2 separate regions of the Mus musculus genome follow, and region 2 is linked to region 1. A link is a loop called in an ENCODE intact Hi-C map of the cell type or tissue named here. Cell type or tissue: heart. All regions are shown on one strand.

Region 1 (8,000 bases):
GACAGAGAAGCAGGAGAGGTAGCAAGTTCCTAATCTCCAAGGCAACTTTCCACTCCCAGCATGCATCTGGCCTCCGGCTCTGCCACCTGCTGGGTGGGGCAGGAGTAGGGTGGTGGGGATAGGGATGGGAAAGATCTTTCAGGAAGGCTGCTGGGCTGTTAGGAGTGGTAACTGCTCAGCGCTCCCACCCTCCCTTTGCCTGCCTTCCAGAAATTTCTCTTTCATTCTTTATGAGTCACCCCTACACACACCCACACACACATACACACACACACACACACACACACACACTTTCTCTATTTCTCTAGAGTGCTGGTCTAGGGAGACTAAAACTCAGGCTATTGGAAGTTTCCCCAATGTGTTTCATTTGATCTGGGTGGTGACTGGCAGCCCGGGACACCCACCAACCCATATTCCATCACACTCTCATTGGATGGGAAGGTGGGCTCAGTTCCAAGGAGGAGCTGATAGAGACCTGAAGAAGAAAAGTAGGAACCACTGAGAAGAGAGAGGGAGAGAGAGAGAGAGAGAGAGAGAGAGCGAGAGAGCAGAGCGCTGATCTTGATCTTTGGGCAAATTGTTCCCATGAGCACTGTTTCCTGTACGTCAGTACAGTGGCTCGATATACTCCACATATCCTGGTAAGGTTCAGACACACATCTGGACACCCAGAGGTCTCAGCAGCCTGGCCACTGTTAGTGAAACTTCATTATTTGACCCTCCGTTACTGGCCACTCCATTACTGACCACTTCAAACGTGCCAACACACTCTTGGTAACCTGGGGGGTAGGGTGGGGGCACAGCATAGGATAAAAAGGAATAGCGGGTTTCCTGGGGACCCCATTGAGTTATTATGCCTGTCTTTGACGGCAGAAGCAGAGGTGGCCAGGACAAAGCAGAGCAGCCTGCGCTCCAGGGAAGAGGCTCCTTTCAGAAAGGGTGGAGGCTGATGCTTGCGCAGCCTTTCTGGATCCACTAGATCTCCAGGGGAGTCCAGTGTCTGACAGGGCGGTAGGGGTATGAAAGGGGAGGTGAGAAGAGCACAGGGCAAACCTCCCCAGTCTTGGTATTAAAGGTTGTCCCTATCTCTAAGCCTAGGAAAAGGGGAGAGGGAGCTGGTGTGTGGGGGCAGGGCAGGAGGAGACTCGCCCGGCCTTGACAGCTTTGCCTTAGGGCAGGGGTCTGTGCCAGCTGTGGGCGTTGGATGGAAAGGGAGGAGCTGAACCACTACCTTGCCTTTACTTAAGGTCCCCTCCCACAGCGACTGGCCACATTGTTGCTGTATTGCTGTGCCCGCCATGTCTGTAAGTATACTGGGGCCCAAGCTGGGGAAACGGGGCTTTGGGACAAGGCCAAGTCTGGAAGCTGGGACTAGCTTAAACCTCCCCTTCAAAGCAAAAAACGGGTATCAGGAGAGCTGGCTGCTATCTCTTGGGTTTCACCAGCACGTCCTGATAGGTTGTCTCCCAGCTGGCTTTGCTTTCTTCTAACTGCATTGTCTCTGTCAGGTCTGTGTGCCTGTCTCTGCCTCTCCGTTAATCTGCATCCCTCTTGGTTTCTGCCTGGTCCCTGGAGTTCCTAGCTGGGGCTGACCAGTCTGTTTCTTTGTCTCCCTGGTTCTCATTCTTGCCCCACCCAATTCTTACAGGCTACCCAGCACAAGACCTCCCTGCCTCAGGGCGTCCGCGTGGGCACTGTCATGAGAATTCGAGGCATGGTCCCTGACCAGGCTGGCAGGTGATATCCCAGGTTCCAGGGGAAAGGGTGGGTGGGGCATCTCCTGGCTCAGTTGAACCCTGGTTCTTAGAGCCCACATATGGTGTCCCTGGAACCTTGTTTGCCATGTGGAGTCTTGGAGTCCCTATTGCTAGCTTAATTTGGATATTTTCACTGATGTTCCCCAAGACTTGTGGGTGGGTGTGCCCAAGTCTCCCTAAAAATGTAGGCTTCTAGAACAATAATAAGAATCCCTGGTTAGTCCTACGATCTCCATGTCCAGTTTTCCAGGACAATGAAAATCTCTCTTGGATCTTGAAGCTACCCTGGATGCCCAGGGTACCCGGTCATCAAGTCCATGACCTACTAAAATTGAGACCTTGGGCTTTGTGGGAATATTGATAACCTGGAATAGTGGGGTCCCTTGCTATTAACTCTGCTTATCTGGAGTGCGATTCCCTGAACCCCACTCAGGCACAGCAGGCCATCCCACAACCTAGGACAGCTCCAGGCTCTGGAAATGAGGGGGATCCTGGCTACAAACACAGGGACTCCCTATGGGTGTGGGTGTGCCGGTGGAACCACATAACTTGCACATGGTGGTTGCTGATCTTTGAGGCTTACTGTCCCCGAAGGTTCCATGTAAACCTGCTATGCGGTGAGGAGCAAGGAGCAGATGCCGCCTTGCACTTTAACCCGAGGCTGGACACTTCCGAGGTTGTCTTCAACACCAAAGAACAAGGCAAATGGGGCCGTGAGGAGCGAGGCACCGGCATCCCCTTCGAGCGTGGGCAGCCCTTTGAAGTGCTCCTCATCGCCACAGAGGAAGGCTTCAAGGTGGGTCTTTGAAGGAGAACACTCCAGACCCAGGTCTAGAGCCAAATGCTGGGGACTGAGCTGTCGAGGATGGCGGGAAAGCCCTTGGGGTACTGGAACCCCAGGCCCAGACCTGACACGGGCCTCCAGAGACCCTCTCCAGGTCTGCTTCTAAGAGCGACAAAACAGAGATCAAGAGCCAAGTGCTCAGGGACTGGGTGTCCTAGCAGTACATTGTGTCCCATTACAATGGACAACAGACCCATTTTCCTTCTGGGGAGAGGGAGGCTTGGGTGTAGTTAGCCTCTTCCGGGGCCACAGACCGGGACCCGCATCCAGTCTTAACTTGGTCTCTCACCCTGCAGGCTGTGGTCGGGGATGACGAATATCTCCACTTCCACCACCGGATGCCGCCCGCGCGCGTGCGCTTGGTGGAGGTGGGCGGAGACGTGCAGCTGCATTCAGTGAAGATCTTCTAAGCAAGGACCCAAGGGCGTGGCGGGTAGGGGTGGGGGTGTAGGATCGCAGAGGAGGGTTTTGGATGGCGAATAAAGTGTAGCTGTAGTTCTGACTGTGCCTGTGTCCTTTATGTGTGACTGAAGAAATTGAGACTCAGAGAAAAACATAGTAACCCAGGGGCAAAGTGAGCCTGTGTCTGAGACGCTGTTCAGGACTTGCTGCGCAGGGGCCCAGTAGGGTTTCCTTTGGGGAGCGATCAGGTATGGGGTGGGAGTGGGGGTAAAAAGTCAGGCTGTGTAACCCAGGTCGGTTAAATTGTGGCCACTCCCTTGTCTCAGCCTCCCAAGTACTGGCAGAAATTACAGGGAGTACGATCACACCAGTTACTTTATAAGTGTGTGTGTGAGAGGCAGGCGGATTTCTGAGTTCGAGGCCAGCCTGGTCTACAAAGTGAGTTCCAGGACAGCCAGGGCTATACGGGGAAACCCTGTCTCGAAAAAAAAAACAATCCCCCCCCCCAAAAAAATGTGTGTGTGTGTGCGCGCGCACGTCTCTCTCTGTCTGTCAGTCTGTCTGTCTGTCCGTCTCTGGTAGGTGTACATAAATGAAAAGGGTGGTGTTACAAGGAGTTGTGAGGTGTCCGACGTGGGTACTGAGAACTGAACTCAGGTCTAACGCAAAAAGCATCAAGTGCCTTTTGCACAGCAAGCCGTTGTGTTCCGGCGGCTTGCTAACATTTGGGGGTACTGTTATACTACACTATGTCATCTTTATAAAGGCCACCAAAATACCTCCTTTTGAAAAAGGGGAAATGCTGGGCCTGGTGGCTCACGCCCGTTAGTTACCTCAGCACTTGGTAGGCTGAAGCAGAACAATTGCCCGGAGTTCCAGGCCAGCCTGGGATACAGAATTGTCTCAATAAGTAGTTAGATAAATTAGTTAATTAAATGACAAGGGGGGGTTCCATTTTATCTCTCTCATCTGGACATCCCAAACTTACGACTTCCTGGGCTTCCTGGAGGTGCCAGGGCAGGCAGGGATGGGCATCTCCCACAGGATGGAGCCTCTCCCAGCCTGGAAACAGGTCGCCACTCGCACACCCCCAGGGCAGACGCAATGTCTCCAGCAGATGTTACTCTGAGCTGGGCGGGGCGTAGCGAGCAGGTCCCCATCGCAGTCATGCACCCCTTGGACACAGGTCGTGCGGTCCTGAATTGACGATCCCGACCAACTTCCCTGGCCCTGCCATAAATAAGCGATTTCCGTGGCCGGGCACAGCCACGGTTTATTTTCAGGCTCCGACAGGGAAGCACCAGATGCGGGGCCCCGGAGCCAACACCGCTCTCGCTGGAGACCAGGAAGCCCTCCCTGTGGCCTCCACTTTAGGCAGCAGGTTGGAGCTCCACGTTGGCCTTCTTTCTAGAACTTTCTTCCAGAGACACGCCCAAGAGGGACAGGCCACAGATCTGTGCCCAGGCCTAGAGCACAAACGACAGTTCCCCCTGGTGGCCACTGTCCATCTTATCACCTGGATCAACGCGGGCGCAGGAAACTCCCTAGAATCTCTGAGGCCTCAGTGGGACCCTGGAGGCCAGATCCTCAGGGTCCTGTTCTTCTTCTACCCAAGGTTTTCTGCCCTTGGGGCCTTCCGCTGGAGACCCTTCACCTTGCCCGCACCCTGAATACCCAAAAGCCGCGCTATGGACGGGCGCCCCCTAGTGGTAGAAAAGAATTCTGGCAACACCGAAGCAATGTTCCGAGTTAATTCTTTTTTTTTTTTTTTTTTTTTTTTTTTAAGATTTATTATATCTGCCAGGCAGTGGTGGCGCACGCCTTTAATCCCAGCACTTGGGAGGCAGAGTCAGGTGGATTTCTGAGCTCGAGGCCAGCCTGGTCTACAAAGTGAGTTCCAGGACAGCCAGAGCTATACAGAGAAACCCTGTCTCGAAAAAACCAAAAAAAAAAAAAAAAAAAAAAAAAAAAAAAAAAAAAAAAAAAAAAAAAAAAGATTATATCTAAGTACATTGTAGCTATGTTTAGACACACCAGAAGAGGGCGTCAAATCTCATTACGGATGGTTGTGAGCCACCATGTCGTTGCTGGGATTTGAACTCAGGATCTTCAAAAAGAGCAGTCAGTGCACTTAACTGCTGAGCCATCTCTCCAGCCCTCTTTTTCTTTTTAAAGTAAATTTAATTTATTTTGTTTGTTATTGTGTATGGTGTGTTTTTGTGGCACACGCCTTTAATCTCAGCACCTGAGAGGCTGATGCAGGCAGACGCCAGCCTGGTCTACAGAGTGAGTGAGTTCCAGGATGGCCGGTGCTTTCTCAGAAAAGAAAAAAAAATTCCTTTACCACTTTTCAGCTTATTAATGAATAAGTCTCAGATAGTCTTCCAGCTCCTTGTTCTTTCCTGCTGGGAGGGTGGCTAGTCAGCTTGCTCTGAGGAGCCTATGATCATCTGCCTTCTATAGGAGCCCTGCCAAACGCACCCGGCTTTTATGTAGGTTCCAGAAGACGGTATTTTGATCATCTTCATCACGCAGGCACCTTAAATACTAACCATCTTCCATGTCCCTTAATGAGTGAATTATTAAATGAGTGAATTATTACTTATTTATTGTTTTGGAGGCAGGACTCACTGTAGCGTCTGTCTGGCCCAGAATATATATTCTGAACTCAGATCTCTGAGTTCAAAGCCAGCCTCGTCTACAGATCGAGTTTCAGGATAGCCAGGGCTACTCAGAGAAACCTTGCCTCGATAGGCAGAAATAAATCAAAATAGAAAACTAAATGAGTAATCAAATCAAACAAAAAACGATGTCCCTTTGAGAAATATTCAAAATAGAATGCTAACTAAGCAGCGGTCTTGGCACAGTGGGGAATGGGGTCTGTGCACCTTGCTGCAGTAGATAGCAGTAAACCACTGATGTTTCTAAACACTCTCAGGAGCTGGAGAGATGGCTCAGTGCCTGAGAGTACATACCTGCTCTTGCAGAAGACCTACGTTCATTTTTCAGTACCCATGTCAATAATATGAGCTCAAAACATCGGCCCCAGGGATCCATCTCCTTTTTCTGGCCTCTGGCACATGAATGTATATGCAAACATCTACACACATGCATGTGTTAAAAAACAAAAATGGGCAGGGCATGGTGGTCCATGCTTTCAATCCCAGCAATTGGGAGGCAGAGGTAGGTGGATCCTTGTGAGTTCTAGGCTATGTAATGGGATGCTATTAAAAAGAAAAAAAGGAGGGGGCTGGAGAGATGACTCAGCGGTTAAGAGCACCGACTGCTCTTCTGAAGGTCCTGAGTTCAAATCTCAGCAGCCACATGGTGGCTCACAACCATCCATAATGAGATCTGATGCCCTCTTGTGGAGTGTCTGAAGACAGCTACAGTGTACTTACATATAATAAATAAATAAATCTTTTAAAAAAAAGAAAGAAAGAAAAAAGGAAATAGAAAAAAGGGGGAAATTTTCAAAACACACGCTGTGCTCCAAGTTTTCACAGAGGGGGTCTTCCCTCTGCAGACTTTGAGATGTATTCACATTAGCTAACTTCCCCCAGGCCTCCAGGTAAGTGGCAGTGTGGTCTCCGAGCTGCTTTTAGCTCCAGGAATCACACCAGTCATAGTGACATCCCTGAGTCCCTACTGTGTATTAGTCCCCAGTTATGAGTGTTCTTAGAAGAAAACAAATAGTATTTAAAATCTTTTTTTTGCTGGGCGTGGTGGCACTCGCCTTTAATCCCAGCACTTGGGAGGCAGAGGCAGGCGGATTTCTGAGTTCGAGGACAGCCTGGTCTACAAAGTGAGTTCCAGGACAGCTAGGGCTACACAGGGAAACCTTGTCTTGAAAAAAAAAAAAAAAAAAAAAAAAAAAGAACAACTTTTTTTTTTTTTTTTAGTTATTTAATGTGAATGAGTATTCCTGCACCTGTGTCTGGGTATCACACCCATGCCCGGAACCCTCAGAGATCAGAGAGATCATCAGATTTCCTGGAACTGAAGTTATAGACAACTTCAAGTCACTAAGTGGATGCTGGGACTCTGCCCACTGAGCCACACTCCCCAGTCCTATGGTTAGCCCTTTCAGTTTGGGGGGTTTTGTTTGTTTTTGTTGTTGTTTTTCCCAAAACAGGGTTTCTATATGTGGCTCTTGCTACCCTAGAACTTGTTCTGTATACCACACTGGCCTTGAACTCACAGAGCTCCTCCTGCCTCTGCCTCCTGAGGATTAAAGATGTGCACCACCACCACCACCACCACCACCACCACCACGCCCCTTTCAGGTTGGTGTTTTTTGTTTTTTTTCTAAAATAGATTTATTATTTTTATTTTATACGCGTGAGTGTTCTACCTGTATGCATGCGTGTGAACCAGGCTGGTCTCAAGCTCACAGTGATCCTCTCCAATCCTCCTGCCTCAGCCTTTCGAGCACTGGGATCGTGGGTATACACCACATCTAGCAGAAAGTTGTAGACAACGTATATTTGACCTGGCTTTTTCATCCTGTTTAAGGATATATCGGTTATCTATTACTGCATAACAACAAGCCCCCCCCCCCCCCCGAGAACTTACCACTGATTATCTTACTTGATACCTGAGGTTAGGAATTTGGGAGTGACTCTGCGTGGTGGCTCAGGACTGCTCATGCCAGTGGAGCTTACAATCCTATAAAAGAGAGAGTGGTGCACTGAGGATGGAGGCCCAGTTTGCCCCACTTCCTATGGCTCACATGCTAAGAATGAGTTTTCCAAGCTTAAATAGCTAGAGAGAGAAAAAAAAATCAAAGACAACTTCCATTATGTGATACTGAAAATTATATGACTTCACACTTTGGTGTTCACAAATAAAGTTTTATTGGCACTGAGCCACGCTCATTCTGTCGCGTTATCTAGTGGCTGGTATCTTGCTTCACCAGCGTTGCAACATTGTGGCATCGCCCACAGTGCTTTAAACGCTTGCCTCACCCATCGTGCCTTGCGCTTATGTACTCAAGC
Region 2 (8,000 bases), 170 kb after region 1:
TAAAAGTAAGAACACTTGCGTATGCACCCAGCATGTATACGGCCTGGGTTCTAGGGTTCCATCCCCAGCCCCGTGCATAAGAGAAACTACCTGAATGCCCGTCAGTGGAGATTTAATTAAATGAATTTACCTTACACTTCTCGATGGAGTACTATGCACCCACTTAAAAGAATGAGGAGGCTGAGCATAGTTCCCAGTGATGGGAAGAGAGGGAAAGGAAAGGAGAGGAGAGGAGAGGAGGGGAGGGGAGGGGAGGAGAGGGAAAGGGAGGGGAGGGGAGGGGGGAAGGGAGGGGAGAGGAAGGGAGGGGAGAAGGGAGGGGAGGGGAAGGGGGGAGGGGAGGAGAGGAGAGGAGAAGAGGAGAGGAGAGGAGAGGAGAGGAGAGGAGAGGAGAGGAGAGGAGAGGAGAGGAGAGGAGAGGAGAGGAGAGGAGAGGGAGGGAAAGAGGGGGGAGGGAGGGAGAGATGCAAGAAATGTTTCTCAGCTAAAATACAGTTTTGTTTTGTAGCATATAGCATGTAGTCCAGGCTGGTCTCAAACTCTACGTAGATTAGAATGGTTCTGATTTCTTAAGTCTCCCCTCTCAGCATTCTGTGCACTGAGATGACAGTTGTGTGCCATTGTACCCGTCGTTGTCATCATCATCATCGTCGCCATCATCATCTTATGTGTATGGTGCTTGCTTTTACATATGTTTGTAGGCTACATATGTGCAGTGCTCTCAGAGGCCAGAAGAGGGCACTGGATCTTGGAACTGAAGTTACAGGCTGCCGTGTGGGTGCTGCGAGCTGAACCCAGATCCTCTGGGAAAGCAGCCAGTGCTCTTAATTGTTGAGCCATCTCTCCAGCTCTAGCTTTTTTTTGAATATATGAGTGCTATATCTCCCTGTATGCCTCCATGCCACAAAAGGCATCAGATCTCCTTACAGATGGTTGTGAGACACCATGTGGATACTGGGAATTGAACTCAGGACCTTTGGAAGAGCAGTCAATGCTCTTAACCACTGAGCCATCTCACTCTCCAGCCTGCTCCAGCTCTAGTTTTTGTTTCTTTGAGAGAGAGTTTTTTCATTAGGGCAAGCTGACCTGGACTCACCATGTAAGTCGGGCTATTATTATTATTATTATTATTATTATTATTTTAAATCAAAGGCTTTGTTTTAAGTTGCTAAATTTGGTGGCTATTTGTTATGCAGCAAAACTGATATATTTAATCACTACCCATGTACTATATTGGTTTATTTAATAAATATTTTGTTTTGTTTTTCGAGATAGGGTTTCTCTGTGTAGCCCTGGCTGTCCTGGAACTCACTCTGTAGACCAGGCTGGCCTTGAATTTAGAAACCTGCCTGCCTCTGCCTACCAGGTTCTGGGATCAAAGGCGTGCGCCACCACTGCCGGCTTATTTAATAAATCTTAAGTTCACAGATAAAAGTCTTCAGGCAACTCATCTTATTACAACGTCTGTGTGGAATCAATAAATTAGCATTCATATAGTCAGAAGATGTCTGTTGACTCTTGCATGGCAACCTCTTCATCACCGTTGTCCCTAGCATAATGTCAGATGGGGCTCAGTGGTAGCCCCATTCTTGGGTTTGCCTGCACCCCACCCCGGTCCCTACCCCGCCTCCAGTGCTCACCTTCCAGGAGGGACAGCAGCATCACCACCATGTCCTTCTGTAGGTCCAGCAGCTCCTTCAGCAGCTCTATCTGGCTGGAGTCCTGTAGGGCATACAGAGATGTGAGAGGCTGCCCCCTGCAGCATGCCTTCCATTGGTTTCCGGCTCCCTCACCTATCCAGTGGGGCCTAAGTCCTCTTCCTCCTTTCTCTTACCTCTGAGGGAACCCGCGTCCAAACATGTTCCTCGGAAAGCAGAGGAAGGGCAGAGAGACAAGATTGTGGGGTGGGGTTGGCACCCAGGGGCAAATGTGTGTGGGGTATGAGGCTGGCAGATCAGGAAGCCGTGAGTCTTGGAGAGCAGACATTCAGGACGGAGCAAGACAGACAGACAGACAGACAGGGACAGATACTGTGGACAGAGACTCAAATCTTAGGAGGATAACATTCCAGCCTGGTGCCTGGTCTATGGGGCGGTTGGCCATGCCAGAGCTAACTGTGATGGGTGGGTGGGACCGTGAGGAGGTGCAAGAGGAAAGGCTGCAGGTGAGGTGGACAGCTGTGCAAGTTCTGGTATGCCATTTGGGGGAGCCTAAGAACATAGTACATGCCTGACCGCAGTGTCCAATGTGGGAGCTCACAGAAACCTCTGTCAAAGTCCCCCGTGGTGGCATCTGTACTATACTGAGTCACATGCACATGCCATTCATGACTTACACATGAGCTGTGCTACCTGGTTGCACTGTGAGCCGCTCATTCTGACCCTAATGCAACCCATGGTTTCAAAGTTTGGTATTCTGACCCAAGGCCTCAACAAACTAGGAAGCAAGTATCTCTAGGTTAAGTGGGCCTGGGCTCTGTGCCTTCCCACGAGCCTGTCTTAGATGTCACAGTTGAGGGGGTGAGTTATAATTCTTTCAGAGCTCATGGGGCTAACTCATGGCTCTAGGAATGAATACATCAGTGGGTCTGGCCAACCTTTCTTCCCTAGGGCTGAGACCACTGGCAAGCACATGACCCAAGATAGCAGTTAGAGAATCTTGGATCTTTTATTTAAAACTTTTAGGAAAGACCTGTTTCACACAGCCTGGAGCTGCTAGTGTGGTGAAGAGAAGCCTAGCACCATTTTTTCTCAGGCCCTAACTAAATGATTCTAGGCAGGTGTTCTACGACTGAGTCACACTTCCAGCTCCTTGTATTGAATATCCCTTATCACGTGTGTCTGGAGTACGGCTGATGAATTATCATAATACTTGAAAGTGTGTTTCCACCAATATTTAAAGTTTACAGCAACATCACACGGCCAACTGTACTGAGAAACTGAAAAATTTCAGTTCAATTCCTTTCATAGTCAGATGGCACTCTGGACAAATTAGGAGGTCTCTGCTTTCTTAAGACACTGCTTTGTGGGAAATTATATGGAATACTTGTCTGCCACCTGCCGGACAGTTATTGTACTGCACCAATATATTTGCAATGGTTAGGTTGTGTCTAGCGCCACGTGGTTGCCCGCGGAGCACAAACTCGCATAACTGTACATGGAAGCTTTGACTAAGGCGACCAAGCAGAAGCACAAAATGGATGAGGTGTGCGCGAGGCATTCACGAAGCTGTAGAGGAGCAAGGCAAGTATTCTGGGAGCAGGATCCTTACATCATGGGTACTTGGCACGGGAGTCTTCTGCCGCAGGCAGGGTAAAAGAAGGAACGCTTCAGCCCCAGGTCCTAACCTAGCAACATAGTCCCATCCTATTCCCCAGAGCTGGAAGAATCTGGGATGACCTCATTAGAAGGAAAATGGTATGAACCTGTCCTAGAAGAGTTCTGGACGGGAGGGATGGGCTCCAAAGTCAAACCGGTGGAAGTATAGGTGGGAAATGAGCAGTTTAGTGGGAAAGAGGAAAAAGCATGCAGACGACCAATTCAGAAGGGGTTTGGGCCATAGGGAGCGAACCTGTCTGGAGCATGCGCAGAGCACTAGGGGACCGACCAGTGGGACAGGGGCCGATCAGGGGATTCTAGGGGATGGCTGGAGGGAAAGAGCTGTTCTCAGACGAACTCAAACCTGAGCCAGCTTCATCATCATGTGCGCGAACACGTGCAGGAAGCCCACCACGGCATCCCAGAGGCGACTGTGCGCCAGACTCTGCTGGTTTCCGGTGCAGGGTCCCTGGGGAACAAAGGGTGGCCTGAAGCCTCAGCAGGAGCGCTGGATGCCGGCAGCTCCGCCTCCGCAGGTCCCCGAGTGCGGACCCTACCTGGATGTACTCGGTGAGGCTGTTGAACACTTGTTTAGCTACCGACATGGCTTTGGAGAAGTTTCTCTTTCCCTGTTCCTCGATGACATCCTTGCCCGAGTAATACCAGTAGAAGTCACTGATGGATTCCTGTGGGTCCGGGAGGGCATGAAGGATGCTGGAGCCATGCGAGGTCCCTCGGGCCCCTGGCTCAGGTCCCATGGGGCTGGGCCACCCTTCCTCACCTGCAGCCGCAGGAGGTAGTCCACTGTGCAGATAATGATATTGATGGTGGTCGTGTTCCCAGTCTGTGTCCGTAGGTAGTTTTGGAAATCTGAGGAAATGAAACATGTATTCATTCAGTGAGCGCCTGTGTCTGGGGAGACAATGGTGTCTGCTCATTTAGGGTTAGGATCAGGGTTCATATTTCATGCCTACTGTGTGCCGGAAGTCATGAAATTACCTTTGGAAGTATGAAGTATGTGTGCCACACAGGGATGGAGGGTCACTTAGATATTTGACATTTATCTAAAGACACTGCGGAGGTTCTCCGTGCAGCAAATGCAGTGGGGATTCAGCCCCCCACTTCTCTTTCCTATTCTCTCTCTCTCTCTCTCTCTCTCTCTCTCTCTCTCTCTCTCTCTCCTCTCTCTCTTTCTTTGTAAATTTTAAAAGATTACTTTATGGGCCTGGAGAGATGACTCAGTGGTTAAGAGCATTGGCTGCTCCTGCACAGGTCCTGGGTTCAATTTCCAGCACCCATATAGTGGCTCACAACCATCTGTAACTCCAGTCCCCGGTGATCTGACGCCCTCTTCTGGTCTCCTCGAGAACTGCATGCACACAGGGCCCATACATACTCGATACCCATACACACGAAAAAAAATTTTTTTTTCATTTATTTAGGTATGGGTATGATAGTCCCTGTCATTAATTTCAGCACTAGGAAGACAGTCAGGTAGATCTTTGTGAGTCTGAAGCTAGCCTAGTGTATTGGGCAAGTTCCAGGCCATTCAAGGCTACAGTGAATCCTGTAAATTTTTTCATTTGTTTATTCCTGAGGTGAAGCAGGGGAGGGCTAATACATGCTGGATGCTAATAAGGCTAGAAGTCAGCTCTCTCCATCCACCAAGTGCGTCCTGAGAAGGAGTTCAGGTCACGAGACCTGGCATCAAGTCCTTTATCCACTGAGCTGTTTAACCAGCTTCTCTTTCTGTTTCTCTGAGACAGTCTGGAGAGTGCCTCAGGCTAGCCTTAAACCCTCTTACCTCAGACTCTCACCTACCAGAATTACAACTGTGCTACCCTCACACCCAGCTTCAATTGTTTTTATTTATATTAAATAATTAATTAGTTTAGTGTTTTTTTTCAAGACAGGGTTTTTCTGTATAGCCTTGAGTGTCCTGGAATTAGCGCTATAGACCAAACTGGCTTTGAATCCAGCGATCCATCTGCTGCTGCCTCCTGAGTGCTGGGATTAAAAGCATGTGTCACCATTCCCAGCTTCTAATTGCTTTTTAATTAAGTTTTCCTGAACAAATATTTAATAGATAGAGATAAAATCCTCCATTTCTTTGTCCTTGTTCTCTTCTTTTGTTTTGTTTTATTTTGCTTTGTCTTGCTCTTTGAGACAGGCTATCATGTAGCCCAGGCTAGCCTTGAATTTAGTATGTAGCTGAAGAGACTGGCAGATCCTTGGTTCAGCAGGTCTAAGTGGTAAAGGTGTGTATATATGGCAGGGGACACTTCTTGTTCAGTGAGAAATCCTGTTTCAAGACTATAAGGCAGAGAGTAACAACAGAAGACACTTGATGCATGACAGTCACACGCATCACAGTCACACGCATCACAGTCACACACATCACAGTCACACACATCACAGTCACACGCATCACAGTCACACACATCACAGTCACACACATCACAGTCACACGCATCACAGTCACACGCATCACAGTCACACGCATCACAGTCACACGCATCACAGTCACACAGATCACACAGTCACACAGATCACAGTCACACGCATCACAGTCACACGCATCACAGTCACACGCATCACAGTCACACGCATCACAGTCACACGCATCACAGTCACACGCATCACAGTCACACGCATCACAGTCACACGCATCACAGTCACACAGTCACACACATCACACAGTCATACACACATTACAGTCACACACATCACACAGTCATACACACATTACAGTCACACAGATCACACAGTCACACACATCACACAGTCATACACACATCACAGGCACACACACACAGATCACACAGTCACACACATTACACAATCAGACAGTCAGACACAAACACACATCACACAGTGTCATAGATACACAGAAACCTCTCACAGACACACACACAAAGGCAGGCAGACAGACAGACAGACAGACAGACAGACACACACACACACACACACTTTCCCTCTGGGTGGTTTGTGGCTTTCTATGTACTGTGAACATTGTAAACACCACCTTGTGGCACTCGCTTGTCATGGGAAACAGCTTGCAGGGAAGGTTGGTTAGGCTTTAGGCTGCTCTTGGTTTCTGGGCTCCCTGGGCAGCCAGGCGGCTTGGACTCGTCCTGCCAGAGTATCTCAGCACAGGGACTGCAGGCCTCTGCCACCACGCCCGGCTTAACTGTCCCTTCAGCATAAGCTGTTCGAGCCGCACAGAGTTTAACGAGTGGGCTGCGTCACACTGGATTTTGTTAAATTGGCACAATGAAGGCAGAGCCTGCGAAATTTCTCACTTCTGCTACGAGAGGATCCGTACATCTCCTGGGAAAATGTTCTCTGTGATAAACAAATGAATAAATCAAATATATTCACTTTTAAGCGCCGAGCAATTGGTACGTCTGTGGACTCTGGCGTCCATCCTTTAGAGATGCTTTAGGGCTGCCAAATGCCCGTGGGAAAGCCGAGTGTGACGAATTGCCTATCTGGGGAAACTGGCCAAACTGGATTTTGGCAGACTGCCTTTGGGGAGTTAGTTGGACTGGCCAGAGGAAGTGAAAGTGAAGCTAAGTGGTTTGCTTCCAGAAATTTCAGAAGCCAGAGAAACTTGTGATTGTTATTTGTTATTTGGGTCTCCTGTGGCTTCACACTACCTATGTAACTAAGATGGCCTTGGGCCCCTGATCCCCATAGTAGAGCCGAAGGCTGGATGAGGTCTGCAGGGCTAGAGAAGTCATTGCTGCCGATAAGAGGAGGGATTGGAGTAATTTGGGTGACTTTTGGAAGCTCCGCCCCCACCCCGCCCACCCTCCTTCTCACCATTGTTGTGCCCCTCGCAGAGCAGCTGCAGGAAGCGGAACAGGTCCTGTGTGAACTCGTCATCCGCCATGACTTTCTCTCCTGGGTGGGAAGAAGGGGAGCCGGGAGGGGTCAGATGTGCCAGGACACAGCACACACATGCACACAACCCATGCACACTGCACAAGCATGCACAACGTAACGGGGGGGGGGGTGGGCTGGAAGGAGCAAGCAACACTTCAAAGACACTGTGAGGGCCACCGGCATCCAAGACACCAGCCTGTGAGCTCTGTAGATGGAGGCCTGAGGAGCTGGCCTCCTCATTGGCTCACGAAGCTAGGGCCTCAAGTGTCTTTTCACATCAGTGTCTCTCCGATGTCACCACTTGTGTGACATCTAGGAGTGACCCAGCAGACATTTAGCAGCTGGTATAACCCTGAGCCAGACTCCAGGCTGCAGGGGTTAATGGATTATAGGGGTTGGGGTCACTTGCACACAAGGCTCTGGGCAGGGGAGGGCTGGGCTGGGAAGAGACAGGGATTGAAAGCCAACCAACTGGCCCCAAAGCTTCAAAAGCAGCCAACCAGGGAAAAATAGAGGTGTGTCAACATGGTCCAATCAGAATAGACATCTGAAAGAAACCAATCACGGTGCGCTGTAAGGCTAGATTGGGAATGGGCCAATCAGAGCAGGCGCAGAGGGCACGCGCGGCACCAATCAGAGTGGTTGCCTCCAACAAGGACCACCAGACTAGGTTTGGGTCGCACAGCGCAGAGAGGGTGGGAACGGGGGAGGGCTCATCCCACCTTGGACTGGGAATCTGGGTCTGGAAGCCCCCAAAATATCCAGCTGAAAGGGGACCTTGACTGTCTTTTCAAA

Evidence for each region. Hi-C counts contacts between places; a loop is a spot of excess contacts. Peaks named below come from ENCODE experiments on the same cell type or tissue, not always from the same donor. Only the 100,000 strongest peaks of a DNase experiment are listed, where the experiment ranks them.
Region 2: a loop joins it to region 1, with 2.4 times the contacts of the local background. A loop is called at or near these places in 5 of 42 quality-filtered maps.

The regions. Positions count from the first base shown.
Region 1 is chr7:28,863,183-28,871,182 of GRCm38, forward strand. It overlaps Lgals7 (lectin, galactose binding, soluble 7), which reads left to right and starts at 1,204. Exons shown (of 4, transcript NM_008496.4): 1 at 1,204-1,304; 2 at 1,649-1,737; 3 at 2,352-2,553; 4 at 2,898-3,102. The coding sequence starts at 1,299. The coding sequence ends at 3,011. It overlaps Gm10648 (a long non-coding RNA gene), which reads right to left. Exons shown (of 3, transcript XR_881920.1): 2 at 7,594-7,671; 3 at 7,363-7,509. In heart, CTCF peaks have their summits at 2,913, 4,560, 4,766 and 6,373 (motif pointing left); DNase peaks (open chromatin) are centred at 2,959 and 4,469; H3K4me3 peaks cover 1,506 bases; H3K27ac peaks cover 2,644 bases.
Region 2 is chr7:29,036,707-29,044,706 of GRCm38, forward strand. Ryr1 (ryanodine receptor 1, skeletal muscle) reads right to left here. Exons shown (of 106, transcript NM_009109.2): 84 at 7,143-7,223; 85 at 4,099-4,187; 86 at 3,875-4,003; 87 at 3,682-3,786; 88 at 1,641-1,722. Among named protein-coding and RNA genes, the nearest start is that of Gm38979, 11 kb to the left of the region's middle. In heart, CTCF peaks have their summits at 735 (motif pointing right), 3,081 (motif pointing left) and 4,692 (motif pointing left); DNase peaks (open chromatin) are centred at 3,095, 6,825, 7,175, 7,845 and 1 weaker place; H3K4me3 peaks cover 1,385 bases; H3K27ac peaks cover 1,163 bases; H3K27me3 peaks cover 1,594 bases.